Linked DNA regions of Homo sapiens: region 1 is linked to region 2. A link is a contact called in ENCODE Hi-C or POLR2A ChIA-PET data. All regions are on one chromosome and are shown on one strand. The core of a region is the stretch at or near the end of the contact, and the rest is flanking DNA. Distances in the headings are between cores, read along the strand shown.

Region 1 (4,810 bases), core at 1,289-3,788, 36 kb after region 2:
CTCGGTGATTGGCAGCCAACTCATACTGAGAACCAGGACGGGTTGGCTCTTTGGAGCCATGCAGAGCACATGCCTTCCTCCCCTTGAATAAAGGCTGCTCCACACTCTACCTGTCCAGCCGGGCTGTGGTCAAGCTGCTCCGCTTGCCATGCATCAATGCCACTTTGTTCAGACCGACTGGCTCTCAACAGTGCCCCTCCTGCCGTCTGTATTATTTAAAGGAGATTTATGGTTGGGTGTCTTGTGTTGTGAAACACAAGCTGTGACCCCCGGGCTGGGAAGCCAGCAGGGAAAAACATTAATATAACGGCACATGGGAAAATGAAACTCATGGGCAGCAGAAAAAAAAAAAAGAAAACAGAAAGAAAAAGAAAGAAAGAACAGAAATGTGAGATGTGAAATGCACGAAGGTGTTACAAACTGCACTGAGTGTTTGCATTCCTTCTCTGGTGGAACGGCAACATATACTCAGGTTAGGATGGTGGTGCTGGTGGTTTTTGTTGGTTTGTCTGTTTGGATTTTGGTGGGGGTTTTTTGGAGAGGGGTTCTGTTTGGCTGGTTTGGTTTGGTTTGGTTTAGAAGACACAGAAACAAATGCCAAACAATAAGGGCTTATGTTTAAAAATAACCCATGTTAACTAGAGGACCAAGAACCCTGGTCGCATATTAAAGAGGACCAGATAATTGTGTCACCATTAGGATCATTTGAAGTTATACATACTTAATTAAGGGGAATCAAAACTCATGCTGCCAGGCATGACTGATCATTGGTTGGCTCAGGAAGAATTTACCCCTCTTCTAACAGAACACTCTCCAAGACAGGGGCACTGGCCATTATGAGAGTTCTTACAGTTACAGATCAGGTCAAGAAGGAGGGGAGGCCGGGTGCGGTGGCTGACACCTGTAATCCCAGCACTTTGGGAGGCCGAGGCGGGAGGATCACAAGGTCAGGAGATCGAGACCATCCTGGCCAACATAGTAAAACCCTGTCTCTACTAAACATACAAAAATTAGCTGGACGTGGTGGCACAGGCCTTTAATCCCAGCTATTCAGGAGGCTGAGGCAGGAGAATCACTCGAACCAGGGAGGCAGAGGTTGAACCAGGGAAGCAGAGGTTGCAGTGAGCCGAGATTGCACCACTGCACTCCAGCCTGGTGACAGAACGAGACTCTGTCTATAAAAAAAAAAAAAAAAAAAAAAAAAAAAAATGCAGGGGAAAGAACAGAGCTGGAACTAGAAGAGCAGATTTTAGCATTTTTAATACAATCAGATGTATTATTTCCTAATTTCCCAACTGCATACATTTGAAATGAAGAGACATTGTCATCCTCATTGAGCTATGGAATTTGTCTGACATTTTTGTTACTGACTCCAATGCTAGCCAAAAATGATTTATTTGTCCTCTGGTCCTCAGTGTCCCAATCTGTAAAATGGAAACTCACTGTTCCTATCAGAAACAGGGTGGCCACCCACCAAGCTGTGGTTCTTCCAAGGATGAAAAAGATGGTACCAGAATCAAATTATTAAAATGCCCTTCTCACAAAAGCATAACTTTCTGTTAATATTTCCCTTAGAGAAAGGCACATTCAATTTCCATTAATGGTACTTAGAAATTCGTGGAAGTAAACCAGCATATGGATATGCTGAAGAAGGTGGGTCACCATTAAATCCTAAACACACCTCTATCTTTGAAAATGTTTCAGAGAACTGTGAGATTCAATTACTTTGGTGAAATTAGATCCTATACTAAAGAACCAGTATGTTGAATCTCTGTAGCAAAGATGATTTTTTTAAACTACATATTTTATGTAGATGTGATTTTCTTTGCTCAATAAAAAATTAATTGATGTATGCCCTCAGACTAATCTCAGAAATACCTAGTAATTTTTTCCCCAATCTTTAAGTATTTCTCAGAACAAATAGGTTTTATGGTTTATGGAAAAACCTGGAGATTGTGAGCCCTGTCTTCTCCAGATGTACACAATAATTGGTGCAGGATCTTGGAAAGTATTAGGACACCCCTTAAACAAAGGCTGGCTGAAGCCTGTTGCAGTGATTCAATAGGAAATTATAAAGTCCAGTTTGTGGCCCCAAAGGGAAACACTGCTGTCCTTGAGTAGTCCACAAAACTCTATTTCCAATTAGCACCTGCTGATTCAGTGTTTCACATTCACAAGAAAAATAAATCCCCTATATTTTAAAGCAGTGTGTGTATGCCTTGCAGGGGAGCAAGGCAGTCAGGGGAGAGTACCGAGAGCCCAGCAGAGAGAATTTCCTTCCCCATGTACCATAGTCTCCTTTCTATCTCTTCAGTCATGGAACACACTTCTGAAATTGCAGCAGCTACTAGAAAACTTCCCTCAACGAGTCGCCTATCTGAACAGGGAACCTCTGCAAATCTCCTTCCTTTCATGAAATCGCTGAATACTAAAACTAAATGTAACACCCATTTTGTACAAAATGCTTAGACCTTCTTCAGCGTACTCTTTCAACATTCAAGGCTTGCTCATTTACCTCTGTGAGCTTTATGACTAACTCAGTATCACTAACTACAGCTGTCAGCCCTCAGAGGTCAGAGACATGACTGTTTACTTCTATCACTAACCAGCCTGGCTGGTTACAGCTAGCTACACTAGCTACAAAGAGACAATTAACAAAAAATGTCTCATGAGGATAGAGGGGTTTTTTTTTAGTTTTGTTTTGTTTTTAATCATCTATCATCCTCAGGGTGGAGAGGGGAAGAAATGAAGACCCATTTTTCTTTTCCATCTCATCTAAAGCCAAGCTATAATCCATTACCACTGCAAACAGACAACAGGGCATTTTCTGCTACGACAGCATACAGTAGGAACAAATCATAACATAATAATCATCATCTCTTAAAAGCCTTACTCACCCCATTTCACCTTGCCCTGGAATGGGATTCCTTGAGTAGGAGAGTATACCCACCACTCCTGTTATGATCCTTGGCTAGAACCACTGTGAGCTGAGAATCTCAGCACCCACTCCACATGCCCTACTTGGCAGCTAAAATGTAACTATTAAGTCACACTAACATTAGATTAGATGATGCTGTCATCCCATTGTTATCCAATTTATTCTTCTCTGACATGGTATGAAGTGGTTCTGCATCAATAATGATTCATAAATACAGCCATACCTGATCTCTATCACCATTTCCATGTGCTTTCACAGACAAGAAACTGCTCTCTCTTCCATTTCTCCAAGTTCATTTCTTTAGTGGGTGAGTAATGACAGTTTCACCTCCAGAGTCTATTTAACTATAAAGAACATTCACAGAATGACCTAGATATTTGGTTGATAAGCACCTGCTATTGACTCAGGGCTCATCTAAGTAGTGTGGGCTGCACATGTCTTAGGAGAGTAAGGGCCCTTCCTCATGGATCCTCCTGGTGGACACAAAGATTCCCATTTCTGCACAAACATTGCAAATTTCACATAGCCATTAGTTTCACCTACGGATCCCAGGGACTTACCCACCAAAGTTCAAGTTCCAGAATGTAGTGGATGCTTAGAATTCCTATAATCCAGAGCTTTGCCCAATTTAAAATGGAGTGATATGCATAGGTGCAGTCTTGAACTACTTTCTAATTACTTCTTGTGCAAGCCTCTTAATTCCTAAGAGTACTGTATCTTGGAGAGCACTTAACATACGGTGTACCCGTCCCTTCTAAATTTGCTGGATCATAAAAATCACCTGAGAATATTTAAGAATACAGATTCTCAAGCCTCACCCCAGGCCTACTGAACTAGAATCCCTTGGTACAAGGGCCTGGAGATGTGTATTTTAACTACTCTCAGGCGATTCTGACGAACAGGAGAATTTGGAAAACAGATGGGTCTCAGAGGATCTTCACAACAACTCCATGAAGAAGATAGGGCAAATGTTAGCTCCACTTTGCAGATATAATAAATGGGGCTCAGAGAGGTTAGTTCCCTCCACTATGCCTAATTCCACCTCATTAGCTCTGTGCCATGTTTTATACATCACTTGTATTCCTGTCCTTCCTACTCTCTATCAGCCTCAAGAAAAAAAAAGATGTAGCACATGAAAAAGGTTCTAGTAGTTATTCTTGCAGGTAGTATAGATGCTGACCGCAAAGGCAATTCCTGAGATATTGTCCTCAACATTTCCAGAGGATGCCTGCCTATCCAGGACCACCTTCTATTCCTGGCATCACTTTTGGTGCACATTCTGATATAATCAACATCCATTCAAGAGGGCCTTTTTCTGCAGAGGAATTCATCACCAGAAATACTGCACATGAGGATATAATATACAAAATATCTGTACAATACAGCTTCTTAAGCAATTATCCTGTACCGCTGGGTCACATTATGCAACTTAATATTTCCCATAACAAAAATAGAGTTCTGGGATTTTTAAAATGCGTATGTTGTTAAGTTTTACTTTAATCATTTGTGGCATTCTTTTATATTACTTTACTATTGCATGTCAAAGTAATCAGTGAAATTAAATTTTTTAAAACTTGCATTGAAAATTAACTCACATCAGAAATAGGATTAAGACCAGGGCTTCATGGTTCTAAAGCTGAACTAAGTGGAGGAAAAGACGTTCCACAGGGGGACATTTCACTTGACTTAACACACGTCAGTGGGCTTGAATGATTTCTGAGAATTTTCCATCAGTGTTTTCAGAAATAGCCTTTGGTGGTCTGCTTTCTCGATCCTAGTGATTCCAGCAGAAATGGCTGTACCCCAAAAAGGAGAAAGCTGGGTACTGCATGCTCCCACTGAGATTTGGGGAGAGGTTGTGTAAACAACTGA
Region 2 (5,039 bases), core at 640-3,139:
TTTGAATGACACTTTCCATTCCTACTATGAATGAAAACCCATACTACTTATCTGAGATAAAAGAAAGCAACATAATTAAAAGTGAATGTAAACAAAATTTTAAAAATTTACTAAATTTTGGCTAGATACTGTTGCCTACCACAGGGTACTCATTGAAAACCAAGATGAAGCAAATGTGAGGGAGGTGTTAAAGACAGATTCCCACCAAACAAGGACTTTGGCCTCATCAGGAAAACTAAAAGAAATTTTAAATAAGATGATTTCCTTATCACCTAATTCAGTGCTATTTAAAGACACCTACAGGTACCACTTAAAAGCATCCAGCAGTATGTAGGTATACAGTGAGAAGTACCACCACCAGCAGTATGCAGATCAACAGTGAGAAGCTGCGAGTTGGCTAATATAGGTATGGGAAAGCTCACATCACACACATAAGGGAACACAACCTGTATGATGGAAAGAAGGCTAGAGAGAAAATATTGATCAGCCTAAAGAGAGGAGATGGAGGATTGTTTGTTAGTGATTTGTATAGAGTTGGAAGTTCCTAGGCCAGAGGAAAATTCATGAGTTTCCACTGGTAGAGGAGAAAACTAGAATATATCAGCAGATTATGAGCTGCCATGAATTTTTCTGTTTTTCCTCTTTAAACATGGATACTGATAATGAAATACCAGAAAAGTACACTCTGTGGTGAATCTGGCTTTTGATATTTATTAACATTAAATGGACTTTTGCAACTAAATAACACCAAAAAAAGAGAGAGGAGATACAACTATAGTATGTTCCTATAGCATGTTCCTACCCTCAAATAAATATCAAGAATATAATCTATGTGGAAGAAAGATCAAGTTGGCAGAAAAGGGAAAGGAGAATTAGGAAAGCAAAATAAATAGGTGCAGAGAAACTGTCACACAAGTGAATTGAGACTCAGTATTTAATTAGGGACAGCAAGCTTGCAAGGCTCTTGGTAAATGTCTACCGAAACCAACCACGTGTTGGTTAACACTGAGACATACAAACTGATCAATAGTACAAAACAAAAGGGCTCAGGTATGCATGTAAAGTCATACATCATTTCAATAAATTACGCTGTGTGTAGACAGGTTTTTTTTAGAACGATCATTCTGAGATCAAGAGCTAAATCATCTCAGCCACATCTTGATTTCTGCAAGACTCGGCAGGAATTATGAGGCTTAACAGCATTCTGACAATTAGCATATTATAAATACAAAAATGATATATTAAAGGGAGAGGAGGAAAAAAAAGGCCAGTGTTTTACACCTACAGTAATATAATTCCACTACTTAATGCAAAGTAACAGGCCTCAGAGTGTTTGGGATCCTCTTGTATGGTGTTATCTTCTCTATCAGTAAATGAGACTATGTGAACAGTACAACCTATAAATAATTCAAGGCCTGAGATGGCAATTATAGAACCATGCACAACTAGCATGAATATTTTATGAAGGCTAAAACAGCTCTCAGAATGAATCATGGAGAGATGAACACACACAAGCACACACACACACATACACACACACACACACACACACACACACACACCAGGCAGTTTTGGCCAAATTGTATTTCCAAGACAAGGCCTCTCTTTGATCTCTAGAACACCTTTATTTTATGGAAACAGTGATGATAGTTACATATTTTTCTTTTCTTGAATTTATTTCCTAAAATCCAAACAGAGGAATGAAGGTATGAATTTGTCAATAGGGTAGAGGAGCTTGAAACCGAGGAAGAAGGACAAACAATTTTTAACCTGAACTTCTGCAGATAATTCCAAGTGATTTTTTTAACCTTTCCAAATGGACTCTACAAAAAGTACCAAGTTCCAATGTATCAAAATTGAAACTGAAACCAGTGTCACTTCATGACTCAAGCAAGAGCACTTCCTATCCGAAAACTTCCCTCATATACATAAGCTTTTATTTCTAATTAGTCCTTGAGGAATACCTGTAATCCCTGCTTTCACTACATTCATAAGACAAAACAAATATTACTGAGCCATAAGCCTGAGCAAACAAGCTACTATATTTAAAAGTAGCAGCCCAGATGTCATACTCTATTAGGAAATGAGCAATGCCTAAGTTCTGAGCTGTTTCTGTAACCAAAGGATGTGCACAGCTGAAAAAAATGAAATTATATGAATTCACGTCTTGATTTCCCTGTGCAATGTACTTGTGCTATTTGAATAAGAGTTAATATTCATTTGAATTTTACAGAGATTAGCATTCATCATTTTTACCTGCCTCCTATTTACATATACCCAGATGATATCCATGTGGTTACACAAAACACCATTGTTTTCCTAAAGTCAATTTTAGCATAATTCACTTTCTTAATTACAACCTAAAACTGTAAAGACTTTTCCCAGTCCCTCCACAGAAGAATCTTAAATTTATGACCCTTTTGGTATGAATATGTGTGCTTTTCACTTCATTACAACAACAAGAATGGAACTTTAGGACTCTAGGATCTTAGCACAGGAAGGAACCTTAGATATCTTCTGATCCAACTGCTTCATTTTGTGGATGCGAAAAGTTTAGAGGCCAAAAAACTGTTCCATGGCATATTCGGTATCACATGACTAGTTGAAACACTACGGCCAATAATATAAAATATAATAATATTAGCAGGAACAAAAATCAGTAACAACCTCAAGTATTTACAGTGAGCTTGCAATAAAGCAGGCACTGTACTTTGCAGGCACTGTCTCCTTTAGCCTCCCAATACCTCTAATAGGTAGTATTATTATTGTCTCCATTTAAGGATACGAAAACTGAGGCTTAGAGAGATTCATGTATCTCTACCCTCAATCCCACGACCCCTTTTCCCTCTAGTGTACTCTTCAGGAAGTTACATCAGAATTCTCTATTTGAGTCTTGGCTAGAAGAAACTTTCATTACATGGACCAGTTATTACTGGAGACTTCCTAGATGGGAGACACACTGATGTTTTCGGTCTCACTGAGCCTGCTGCTTTGTGAGACCTCCGAGGGCATAGAGAGAAAAGGAAGCTCCTACAACCTGTACTGCAAGAACTTCAGGAAAAACAACATCTTTCCATAAAAAGTTTCACGTTGCCCTATTATTCAGTTTAAGAAGTTCAGAGCCACTGTTCCATGGGCCTGCCTTTTGTGTTCAATTTGGAGGCATGAAAATACCTTTAGAATTTGTAAATCTCAAGGCAACCGAGTGAAACGCCACCTACCGCAGCAGCTGGAGGGCAGGCCAGTGTTATGCTTTGATAGCCCCCTTTCGATTGTATTAATACAAAGGAAATTAAAAAATAGCATGATTCTCTCCCTTTCTTCTGCTCATGCCCAGCTTTGGATTTTCATAATAGGAGGGTAACATTTAGAGGTCTTTTTTACATTCGTGCACTAACCTGGTACAAATAGAAGTAAGCTGTTTGCTGTTTTCTTTTAGGTGCTCCAAAATATGCATGACTTTAGACCACAAAGTCAGAGAAATACCCTGTTTTATTGTAAAAGTGTAAAGAACTGAGCAAGTGAACTGGCTTTTGGCATGTATTTTCTTGAAGCCTCTATCTCCACCAACTCCTTTTCCTACTGCACCCAGATTCACTTCAGTTTTCCCACAGTTCCAAGCCCACAGTTCCAAGCCCAACTCTGAGAAGGTGCTGAGAAGAGGAAATCCAGTAACTGAATAACAGCCACTCTCTGGACTCTTGCCCCTATTCTTTTTGTATCCTCTAGGGAGCTACAGTGTCACTTACTAGGTGCATGCCCCTGAATGGGTTAATCTTTTCTTTTCCTTATTTCGACAGCCATGTTTACCTTTTGAAAAGGCGAGCAGAGGCACAGTATGGCACTGGAGTGCTAACTGCTAACACATGGGCTATGCTACATCTCGGCAAAAATTTCTCTCATACTTGTACCAGCGTCCCAGCCAAGATCAACACCATGAGTTTGATTTTCTTCATCATGAATTGACAGCTTATTTATCTCCATGGAAGAACTTTCTAAGCCCTTTAGGCACCCAGGCAACTTAGAAGGCATTCAGCTGACTGTTCAAAAATATTATTGCTTCATCAAAAATAGAGACTAAATTATTTCATTCCTGTTAGGCTGTTCTCTTTCTAGAGAGACATTTTAGTGACCCTGAGTTATGATAATAGTTTATAACCAAATACTACAAACGCACACACACACACACACTTTCCAATTGGTATTATATTTTGAAAACCTTTTTAGACCTAATGTTATGCTGACAGTACTAAGTTTTGTGAGGATGCACAATTTCCATGGCTTCCTTTTCCAATAATGGTTGGGAAGCCTCATTAGAATAATTAGGAACGAAGTCATTTCCGGTCGCCATATATTGCTCTGGAAATAATAGCTTCCAGTGCCTGCAAAACCAGCAAGGAATAGAATGCATATGCCAACTCCTGAGTCACAATGGAAAATAACATAACTCCATGTTGCTGTATGGAACCTAAACCAACTGCAACTCTGTCAGGTGCTCACGTCCAAAGAAAACTTGTCACTGCTCACGGGAGAAGTTTAAATCAATTTGCAAGCAGAAGACAACCCAGAAAACACTAACTAATTGATTATGCAAATGCAGAATCCAAAAAGTATTTTCCCTAGTAATAAATCACCTATGACTTTGCAACGAACAGCAATGAGAATATTGACCTGCTTTGGAGTGAGGACAGATCTGTATATATAACTATCAGCAGGAAAAAAATGTATATGAGCATGAGAAAGTGGCATGGGAAGAGAGAGAGGAAAGAGAAAGCTTTACTGGTTAGATTGGAGGGACTTGTGACCACAGAGCCTCCCAAATCAAAGCTAGTGCCCATTTCTCTAAAAGTATCTCTTCAATTAAGGCACTGGTTTCTGGTGTTATGACTTCCACATAACAGTAACAAGAGGAAATATTTACTGAATCCTTATTGTGGGCCAGGTGCCCTGCTAAATGCTATGTCTCATTTAATCTCATTATCTCATTTAACCCCCACAACAACACTATGATGTGGGTATATACTAGTACTGCCTTCATT

The links. Hi-C counts contacts between places; a loop is a spot of excess contacts on that map. ChIA-PET counts read pairs that join two places held with the same protein, here RNA polymerase II (POLR2A). Pooled maps may share reads with other maps.
Region 1: a loop to region 2 is called in a pooled map, with 2.9 times the contacts of the local background. The contact joins two enhancer-like sites. A Hi-C loop is called at or near these places in 1 of 168 maps with a recorded cell type or tissue (GM12878), 4 of 37 single-sample maps with no recorded cell type and 8 of 50 pooled maps. POLR2A ChIA-PET finds 5 or more read pairs at or near these places in 3 of 52 experiments (GM12878, activated B cell and activated T-cell).

What each region holds. Positions count from the first base shown.
Region 1 is chr5:158,908,778-158,913,587 of GRCh38, forward strand. The region is part of intron 6 of EBF1 (EBF transcription factor 1); the gene reads right to left. Among named protein-coding and RNA genes, the nearest start is that of EBF1, 190 kb to the right of the region's middle. Within about 2 kb of position 2,539, at least 2 of the 41 ENCODE cell types and tissues checked have a DNase peak (open chromatin) inside an H3K27ac peak, as active enhancers do.
Region 2 is chr5:158,873,527-158,878,565 of GRCh38, forward strand. All of the region lies in intron 6 of EBF1 (EBF transcription factor 1), which reads right to left. Among named protein-coding and RNA genes, the nearest start is that of EBF1, 220 kb to the right of the region's middle. Within about 2 kb of position 1,890, at least 2 of the 41 ENCODE cell types and tissues checked have a DNase peak (open chromatin) inside an H3K27ac peak, as active enhancers do.